Regions from separate parts of the Homo sapiens genome. Here region 1 is linked to region 2. A link is an interaction called in ENCODE POLR2A ChIA-PET data of the cell type or tissue named here. Cell type or tissue: GM12878. All regions are shown on one strand.

Region 1 (5,000 bases), 240 kb after region 2:
CCTGGCTACTTTTTTGTATTTTTAGTACAGACAGGGTTTTGCCATGTAGGCCAGGCTGGTCTCGAACTCCTGACCTCAAGTGATCTACCCACCTCGGTCTACCAAAGTGCTGGGATTGCAAGTGTGAGCCACCTTGCCTGGCCTAATATATATTTTATATATGCATATTAACATGTGTAACACACACATTATATATTATATATAATTTATATAATGTATACTATATATAATATATATCGTATATTACATATCGTATACAATATATATCGTATACAATATATATTATATATACATAGTGTCTAAGTGCGGAAATCTGGGAAAATATTGAAAATGGATTAGGTGAATTTTCTGTAACATGTCTATAATTTGATTGTTTTTTAAATTTATTTTAAAAAATTATTAGAATACGTAATTTCTTTTTGATCTGCCACATATTATTATTATTATTTTTTTTTGAGATGGAGTTTTGCTCTTGTTGCCCAGGCTGGAGTGCAATGGCGTGATCTTGGCTCACCGCAACCTCTGCCTCCCAGGTGCAAGCGATTCTCCTGACTCAGCCTCCCGAGTAGTTGAAATTACAGACATGTGCCACCATGCCCAGCTAATTTTGTATTTTTAGTAGAGGCAGCATTTTGCCATATTGGCCAGGCTGGTCTCGAACTTCTGGTCTTATGTGATCTGCCTGCCTCAGTCTCCCAAAATGCTTGGATTACAGGTGTGTGCCACCATGCCTGGTCAGTCTTCCACATATTCTAAAACTACTATGGTTAAAACAGTACTGATATGATAAAAGATAAATCACTAGGAGGAGAAAAAATATACAAATACATAGGTGTACCCTGAATATAGCGCAAGTTTACTCCCAGACCATCACAAAAAAGCAAATATTGTAATAAAGCAAGTCACAAAACCTTTGGTTTCGCAGTGCATATAAAAGTGTGCAATAGCATTATGTCTGAAAAAACAATGTACATAGCTTAACTAAAAAATGTAATACTTTATTGCTAGAAAATGCTAATGATCACCTGACTCTTCAGTGAGTCATAATTTTTTCAGTGGTGGAGGGTCTTGCTTGAAATGTTGATGGCTGCTGACTTAACAGGGTCGTTGTTGAAGGTTGGGGTGACTATGGCAATTTCTCAAGATGACAGTGAAGTTTGCTGCATCAATTGATTCTTCCTTTCATAAAAGATTTCTCTGTAGCATGTGATGCTGTTTGACAACATTTTCTCCACAGACCTTCTTTCAAAACTGGAGACAACCCTCTCCCACCCTTGTCACTGCTTTATCAACTAAGTTTATGTAATATCCTAAATCCTTCGTTGTCATTTTAACAATGTTCACAGCATCTTCACTAGGACTAAATACCATCTCTTTCATTGCTCATCCGTAAGAATTAACTCCTCATCTCTTCAAGTTTGAGCAGGAGATAGCAGCAACTCAGGCAAATTTTCTGGCTCCACTTCTAATTCTAGCTCTCTTGCTATCTCCACTACATCTGGGTGACTTCCTCCACTTGTCTTAACCCCTCAAAGTCATCCATGAACACTGATATCAACTTCTTCCAAACTCCTGTTAATGTTGATAGTTGGACCTCCTCCCATGAATCACTAATTTCTTAATGGTATCTAGAATGGTGAATCCTTCCCAGAAGTTTCTCAATTTTCTTGCCCAGATGCATCAACAGAGTCACTTTCTATGGCAGCCACAAGGCTTATGCAATGTTTTTTCTTAAATAATTAAGGCTTGAAAGTAAAAATTACTTCTGTTGTGTTAACAGTCATGAAAAATGAGAGAAGTGTGACTCTTCCACTTGAACATTAAGGAACATTGTAGAGTTATTAAGTGGCCTAATTTCAATATTGTTTTGTCTCAGGGAATAGGGAGGCCTGTGAGGGAAAGGGATCAGGGAAGGGCCTGTCAATGGAGCAGTCAAAACACACATAACATTGATGGATTAGGTCCACCATCTTATGTGGGTACAGTTCATGGTGCCCCAAAACAATTACAATAGAACATCAAAGATTACTGATCACCAATCACCATAGCAGATTTAATACTAATGAAAAAGTCTGAAATAACCAAGATTTACCAAAATGTGACACAGAAACACTAAGTCAGCATATGCTGTTGGGAAAATGGCACTGATAGCCTTGCTTGATGCAGGGTTGCCACAAACCTTCAATTTGAAAAAAACCACGCAATAAAGCAAAGCACAATAAAATGAGGTCTGCTTGTGTAACAATTCAGTGAAGGAAGGAACTAGGAACTTCTAGTTGAATTGGTTATTATAAAAAAAAAACAAAAGACAAACAAAAAAGTCAAACATATAGCTAATATAATCTCCCCAAACAGCTAGACAGTTTTAAGGTATCTTCAAAACATTAAGCACAACTGAGGGTCAACAGTAATAAATATTTTGGTAGCTCTTCAGTATCCCTGCTCCAAAAGGTATTTTCTCTGAATTCTTATTGTAAGTACACAGTTGGAACCTTAAAAAGTGAGCTTGCATGGTTGTATTAAGAAGTGGTTGAGGGCCGGGTGCGGTGGCTCATGCCTGAAATCCCAACACTTTGGGAAGCCAAGGCAAGCAGGTCACTTGAGGTCAGGAGTTCAAGACAGCCTGGCCAACATGGGGAAACCTCGTCTCCACTAAAACCCAAAAATTAGCCCAGCGTGGTGACGCAGCTACTCAGGCGGCCGAGGCGGAAGAATCGCTTGAACCCAGGAAGCGGAGGTCACAGTGAGCTGAGACCACGCCACTGTACTCCAGCCTGGGTGACAGAGCGAGACTCGGTCTCAAACAAACAAACAAAAAAGAAGTGGTTAAATACAGAATTTCTGTATTTTCAACAGTATCTTAAGAGATATTTCTCAGAGCTGCTAAAATGAACAAGAGTACAATCTAGTCATATTTGAGTCATGCACTCAAACTTCATACACATGGTTAAAAATACGTGTTCAAGAAATTAACAAAGTTAAAGCCATAAAACTTTTTTTTTTTTTGAGACGGAGTCTTGCTCATCGCCCAGGCTGGAGTGCAGTGGTACAATCTCTGCTCACTGCAACCTCTACCTACTGGGTTCCAGTGATTCTCCTGCCTCAGCCTCCCGAGTAGCTGGGACTACAGGTGCCCGCCACCGTGCCTGGCTAATTTTTGTATTTTTAGTAGAGATGGGGTTTTGCCATATTGGCCAGGTTGGTCTCAAACTCCTGGCCTTGTGATCCGCCCACCTTGGCCTCCCAAAGTGCTGGGATTACAGGTGTGAGCCACCGCGCCCAGCCCCTAAAGCCACAAAACTTTTAATGTCACATAAGTATGTACTTTTATCCAACAATAAAAATGGAGGAAATAAGACATATGCAATGAACATAAGCAACAGAAAACCAAAATAACAAAGACGACAACACTGTGAAGCTGTCACAAGTCAGTACTAGCACAATAATGATGGTATAGTAAGTCTAAAAATTTTGACACAGTAGATGAAACAGAGATGTACTCTTATTCTCTCCCTGGAGAAAATGGAGAAAAGGATAAAAAGAATATCTTAACTCTCTCATTCACTTTCAACTTAGAAGCATGGCTTGAAAATATGAGTGAATTTTATTTAGGTTGCTGGTCTGAGATGAAGAGAGGATGGGAAGTTGATGTCAGCAATACATTTTAAAAAAGAGAGGGTAAAATATTTAGTGTCTTTTCACAAACTACAATAAAAACACCTAATATAATCAGGGACATTTGTAGGGACCAAGAAAATGACTAATGTTAGGCAATTTAAATGAATTAATCACAGCAATAATAAAGTACTGTTTTCATAATTAACTTTTTTTTTTTTTTTTTTTGAGACAGAGTCTCACTCTGTCACCAAGGCTGAAGTGCAGTGGCACCATCTTGGCTCACTCCAACCTCCGTCTCCCAGGTTCAAGCGATTCTCCAGCCTCAGCCTCCCAAGTAGCTGGGGACTACAGGCGCATGCCACTGCATCTGGCTAATTTTTTTATTTTTAGTAGAGATGGGGTTTCACCATGTTGGCCAGGCTGGTCTCGAACTTCTGACCTCAGGTGATCCACCCTGCCTTGGCTTCCCAAAAGGCTGGAATTATAGGCGTGAACCACTGTGCCCAGCCCATGATTAATTTTTAATATAAGATTATTATTGTATCTGTTGAAATTCTTACTGCTTTAGAGTAATAAGGTATCATCTAAGCATTCTATACTACCAAATGGAAATGAATGAGATAACCCCTAAATATTACCTACACTTAATGATGGAGATGATATTTTGGTCTACATGAATATCTGCAGTGTACAAAATAACTCCTTCCTTTCTCATACTGAATCAAGTAGAGTAATTATTCTACTGAAGTCTCTTTCAGATTAGGCAAAGTTTGTTGAATTTCTGCCCCTTCTACTCTAACTTGTATATATGAGTGTACAAAGTTCTAAAGTCTATTAAAGGCTGCCATGTTAATTTAACTATGGTTCTAATATAAAAACTAAGCCATACTTAATATGATTAATACCTAGAACACGGCTGGAATATACCCATCATCAATTTTCATTATCCAAAGTTTTAAAATTGCTGCCATAGATATTAATGGTATTTCTCCTAATAGAGAAAAGTCTACCTTAACAGTAAAATTTTTAAGATATGTTATAGCAAAAGTTTTTTCTACTCTTAACACATAAGCCAGTATAATACACCTATCAATAACATTTAATTACTACAGCAATAATTCTCTCAAAAGAGGCAGCTGCCCTAATGAATCGTCAATTACTTTCTATAAAAGGCTTCTGATAATCATATGACTTCAGAAAAACAACTTTCTAGAGTCATACAGAAGGAATACCAATAAACTCCTACCTGTTCTGGCATGGCTCCATGTTCAATTCCAGTCTTCAATAATCTGTAGCAATTACCAAAGAGATCCCATTTTGTGAGATCATGTGCACTGAAATAAACAAAAATGCATCTGTTTTATTCTAGAATGGAAGGAAAT
Region 2 (5,000 bases):
AGGCTCTTGATCAAAAGACAGGATGGTAACTTAAGCAATGACAAAACATTTTTAATGGATGACAAGAGGCGCACTTTATCTTGGAAAGGCACTCTGAAACGCTGCAAACAGAAAATCTTCCACTATTTTGTACAGGAATGTAGTCTTGGATTCTGCCAGGCAAATCTTTCCTGTACCATGGGGGCATGGCTTGTTTTTGTTGTTGTTGTTTTGGCGGGGGGGGGGGGGGGGGGGGGTGCTTATTTTTTAAATGGTTACGGGTACATAATTTTTGTGCATATGTATGGGGGTACACGTGATATTCTGACAAGCATATAACCTGTAACAATCAAATGAGGCTAACTGGAATATCCATCACCTCAAACATTTATCATTTCCTTGTGTTGGGAACATTCCAAATCCACTCCTATTATTGGTTTTGGTGGGTTGTTTGTTTTTTGTGTTTTTTTTGAGACGCAGTCTCACTCTGTCACCTAGGCTGCAGTGGAGTGGCATAATCTGGGCTCACTGCAACCTCTGCCTCCCTGGTTCAAGCAATTCTCCTGCCTCAACCTCCTGAGTAACTGGGATTACAGGTGCACACCACCACGCCCAGCTAATATTTTGTATTTTTAGTAGAGACGGGGTTTCACCATGTTGGCCAGGGTGGTCTTGAACTCCTCCTGACCTCAGGTGATCCACCTGCCTCGGCCTCCCAAAGTGCTGGGATTACAGGCGTGAGCCACCGCACCCAGCCTCTACGTGTTTTGAAATATACAATAAATCATGGTTAACTGGCCAGGCACGCTCCAGCACTTTGGGAGGCCAAGGTGGATTGATCACTTGAGGTCAGGAGTTCAAGACCAGCCTGGTCAACATGGTAAAACCTCATCTCTACTAAAAATAAAAAAGTAGCCAGGTGTGGTGGCAGATGCCTGTAATCCCAGTTACTCGGGCTGAGGCACAAATCATTTGAGCCCAGGAGGTGAAAGATGCAGTGATCCAGGATCGCGCCACTGCACTCCAGCCTGGGCGACAGAGAGACTCCATTAAAAAAAAAAAAATCAGCGGGGCGGTGGCTCATGTCTATAATCCCAGCACTTTGGGAGGCTGAGGCAGGCAGATCACCTGAGGTCAGGGGTTCACGACCAGCCTGGCCAACATGGTGAAACCCCGTCTCTACTTAAAAATATATATATATACAAAAATTAGCTGGGCGTGGTGGTGCATGCCTGTAATCCCATCTACTCAGGAGGCTGAGGCAGGAGAATCATTTGAGCCCAGGAGGCAGAAGCTACAGTGAGCCGACATCACACTACTGCACTCCAGCCTGGGAGACAAGAGCAAAAATCCCTCTCAAAAAAAAAAAACCATTGTTAACTATAGTCATTCTACTGTGTGACTGAAGTACAAGACCTTTCCATAAAGACTCAATCCAACCATATTTGTTTCAAATATACTTCACAGCTTTCCATTTTCTACAGGATGACCAAAAGGAAAAAAAACTCTGTCCTTTTTTTTTTTTTTTTTTTTTTTTGAGATGGGAGTCTCGCTCTGTCGCCAGGCTGGAGTGCAGTGGCGTGATCTCGGCTCACTGCTGCCTCCTGGGTTCAAGCGATTCTCCTGCCTCAGCCTCCCGAGTAGCTGGGACTACAGGCGTGCGTCACCATGCCCAGCTAATTTTTGTATTTTTAGTAGAGACATTCACTATGTTGGCCAGGATGGTCTCGATCTCTTGACTTCGTGATCCGCCCACCTCAGCCTCCCAAAGTGCTGGGATTACAGGCGTGAGCCACTGTGCCCAGCCTGTCCATATTTTTAAATAACTCCAATCAGGCCAAAAAAGAATACAAGCCTGATCTCAAACTGGCAGGGGGATACCTTTTTAATTTATAAAAGGAGGTAAAAATGAGGTAGCAGAACCCTAACAATGATGGGAGGGAAAAGAGGCCAATTATATGCCAAGATTTGTTCAATATGTTTGAGAAAGTATTCTACTTTCTGTTCCATCCCGAAACATGTCCTAATGATGAATGTTTTCTGTATGTTTGGCATTGTAAAAGTAATCATTTTCTTTCATTATATTATTACTCAACATTTACCTGGGTATGTCTCACAAACATGAGAAAATGAGACATGTTAAATCTTTAAAAATTTAGCAAGTCATTGCTGTTTCAAATCAAAAGGAAGTGTAAAGTTAGTCACTGTTACAAGTCAGATTCCTAGGCATGCAAACTCTTAGGACAGGTTAGTGTGCAGAAAACTTATGAAGAGCTTCTCTCAGGATTATCATTTGTAAAGGAAGGAAGGAAGTGGCTGGGATGAACTCACAAAAAAGGCCTCAGATGACCCAAAAGAAACTCTAAAGCTGAATGACTCCTTAGGGTTGTCCTATGCTGGGCCCAAGGAGCCAGGTACTTTAATGAACCAGAACCTGGAGGCACACTACTCACAACGAAAGCATGTGACCATGAATGAGTTGCTCTCTTCAGCCAAGGATGATTCCCAGACAGGTCTCACAGCCTCAGCAGCACACCCACTAGCTAAAAGAATGAATTTCTTTAAGCCTTAAGTGGGGATTTGGGTATTACATCATGGCATCCACTACAATCAGTAATTCTGTAACTGTCCAAGTCTGACAAATTTTGAGTAAAACAATGTCATATATATTAATAGTGTGCTCCTAAGTGATTTGGCCCTCAGTTTCTTAAAGCTATTAACTAAATATCTAGGTTCTTTTCACAGCTGTAAAATTTGATGATTCCAAGACGTATGGCCAGGTCTATAAAGGGTGTATCAAAAGCCTTGCATTTGGGTATAATTAATTTTCACTAGGTATCATGTTGAGGTAACAGGTATGTATGTGAGAGTTTTATTCTACTTTGTATGTTGAAACTTTTTCTTTTTTTTGGAGACAGGGTCCCACTCTGTTGCCCAGTCGCTTAGGATGAAGTGCAGTGTCATGGCTCATCGTAGCCTCAACCTCCTGGGGCTCAAGCAATCCTCCTAACTCAGCCTTCTGCGTAGGTGGGACCACAACTCCTGGCTCAAGCGATCCACCCACCTTGGCCTCCCAAAGGGCTGGGATTACAGGCGTGAGCCACCGCACCTGGCCTGTATATTGAAATTTTCTATAAACGTGACAAAATAAAGTCCAATGAAAGCTTGAATATTTCTACTTATGTCAATTTTTTCATGCTTCCAAATTTACCAGAAGGTTTACATATTTAAGTATTCTCCCTCTCTCCACCTCTCATCATACTCATACTCACTCCCCGACAACACATACACACATACAGTACCCTTTTCTTCTTCCCTCCTACGTAAATCCTCCTCTCCCTCCAATGCTTTGGCTCACATACCTCCCATACTCCCCCCACCCAGTTACCTATACCTAATGTTATTTATACCCTCTCTCTCACTTCCACCTTCAACCTTCCTTCCTATAGCAACTCCCCATCCAGTTATTCCCTATGCAGAAGCTTCTCACCAGAATGTGTCTTCTAATGAAAGGCAAAAATTGCTAATCCCAAATGTAGTGGGCACTTCTGGTTCATTATTCTTCCCTTGAAATGCTCTCCTCCTTTCTCCCCTAACACTGTCTCCGTCATCTCCTCTACATCCTCTTCTGTCCCCTCATTAATTTTAGTATTTCCCATGTTTCCTTAATAGGATCTACTCTCCTTACTCCCTTTCAGTAATCCTTAGTAATCCTTACTGACACAGACCCCTTTGAGAATCTGACTATACAAATGTGTACGTCTTCAGTTCAAGAGCTAATAAAAAAAAAAGTACAAATTGTTGTTCAGAATCTTATGAGGATCATTAATCTTTTCCCCTTTTGAAACAGACATGACACCATACAAACTTTAAAACTGACCTACGGGGCCGGGCACAGTGGCTCACACCTGTAATCCCAGTACTTTGGGAGGCCAAGGCAAGAGGATCACTTGAGGTCAGGAGTTCAAGACCTGACTGTCCAACATGGCGAAACCCTACCTCTACTAAAAATACAAAACCAGCCAGGCATGGTGGTGTGCGCCTGTAATCCCAGCTACTTGGGAGGCTGAGGCACAAAAATCGCTTGAACCCAGAAAGCAGAGGTTGCAGTGAGCTGAGATCACGCCACTGCACTCCAGCCTGGGCGACAGAGCAAGACTTTGTCTCAAAATAAACAAACAAACAAACAAAAGAAGGTGGAACATACTTCTTTCTAGAGTGATTGCCCATAAAGCTGTTTTAACTACTGTTCATAAACTGGTGACTTCTGAATCTGTATCTCCAACTCAAATCTTTCTCCCCTGAACTTCAGACCCAATATCGAAGTGCCTACTAGGAATCTCATCTCTCTTTTGCCAACCCACAGGTAATTCAAGCTTAACATGAGCAAATATAAATTTTATCTCCCATAAATCCCCACCTAAAAGCCTGGTCTTCCTCCTGCATCCCTTATTCTCTTGGTACTGACACTATCATTCATTCACAAACTAAATACCTTGAAACCACCCAGACTCTTCACCTCCATTCCATATCCAATTGTTCTCCCTGCATGTAGTTTATAAAAATCTGCCAATTCCACCCCTTCAGGTTTTATTTGCATGACTACTACTGCCTTAGTTCAACCTTCATCATTGTTCACCCCGAATTTCGAGTTTTCTAGCTTATCTCCGTGCCTTACCTAATCAATTCATCTTCCACACTGCCACCATATGATCTTTCTAAAACACAAGTCTGATTACATGCCTTTCTCTTGAAAACCCTTGAAGCGAACTTTAAAATCCAAAGACTTTGGAATGACATATAAGGCCTTCCAGAATCTAGCCCCTACCTACCTGTCTTCCACCCCAAATCTCATTTCACTAAGCTTTCTCCAAGAACTCCATACTCCATTCTCACCCACCACTGACCATTCCAAAACATGCAATGCTTACTCATCCTCCATGATTTGCTGTTCCTAGAATGTCCTTCTTCCTGCCTTGCATGGTCAATTCTTCTTCAAAAATCAATTCAAATATGACCTC

The links. ChIA-PET counts read pairs that join two places held together with the same protein. Peaks named below come from ENCODE experiments on the same cell type or tissue, not always from the same donor. Only the 100,000 strongest peaks of a DNase experiment are listed, where the experiment ranks them.
Region 1: POLR2A ChIA-PET joins it to region 2 with 5 read pairs; 2 of 35 experiments call an interaction of 5 or more read pairs at or near these places.

What each region holds. Positions count from the first base shown.
Region 1 is chr3:136,413,021-136,418,020 of GRCh38, forward strand. STAG1 (STAG1 cohesin complex component) reads right to left here. Exons shown (of 34, transcript NM_005862.3): 21 at 4,865-4,952. Among named protein-coding and RNA genes, the nearest start is that of PCCB, 170 kb to the left of the region's middle. In GM12878, no CTCF peak of the experiment used is centred here; no DNase peak of the experiment used is centred here.
Region 2 is chr3:136,169,017-136,174,016 of GRCh38, forward strand. The region is part of intron 1 of MSL2 (MSL complex subunit 2); the gene reads right to left. Among named protein-coding and RNA genes, the nearest start is that of MSL2, 25 kb to the right of the region's middle. In GM12878, no CTCF peak of the experiment used is centred here; no DNase peak of the experiment used is centred here; H3K27ac peaks cover 462 bases.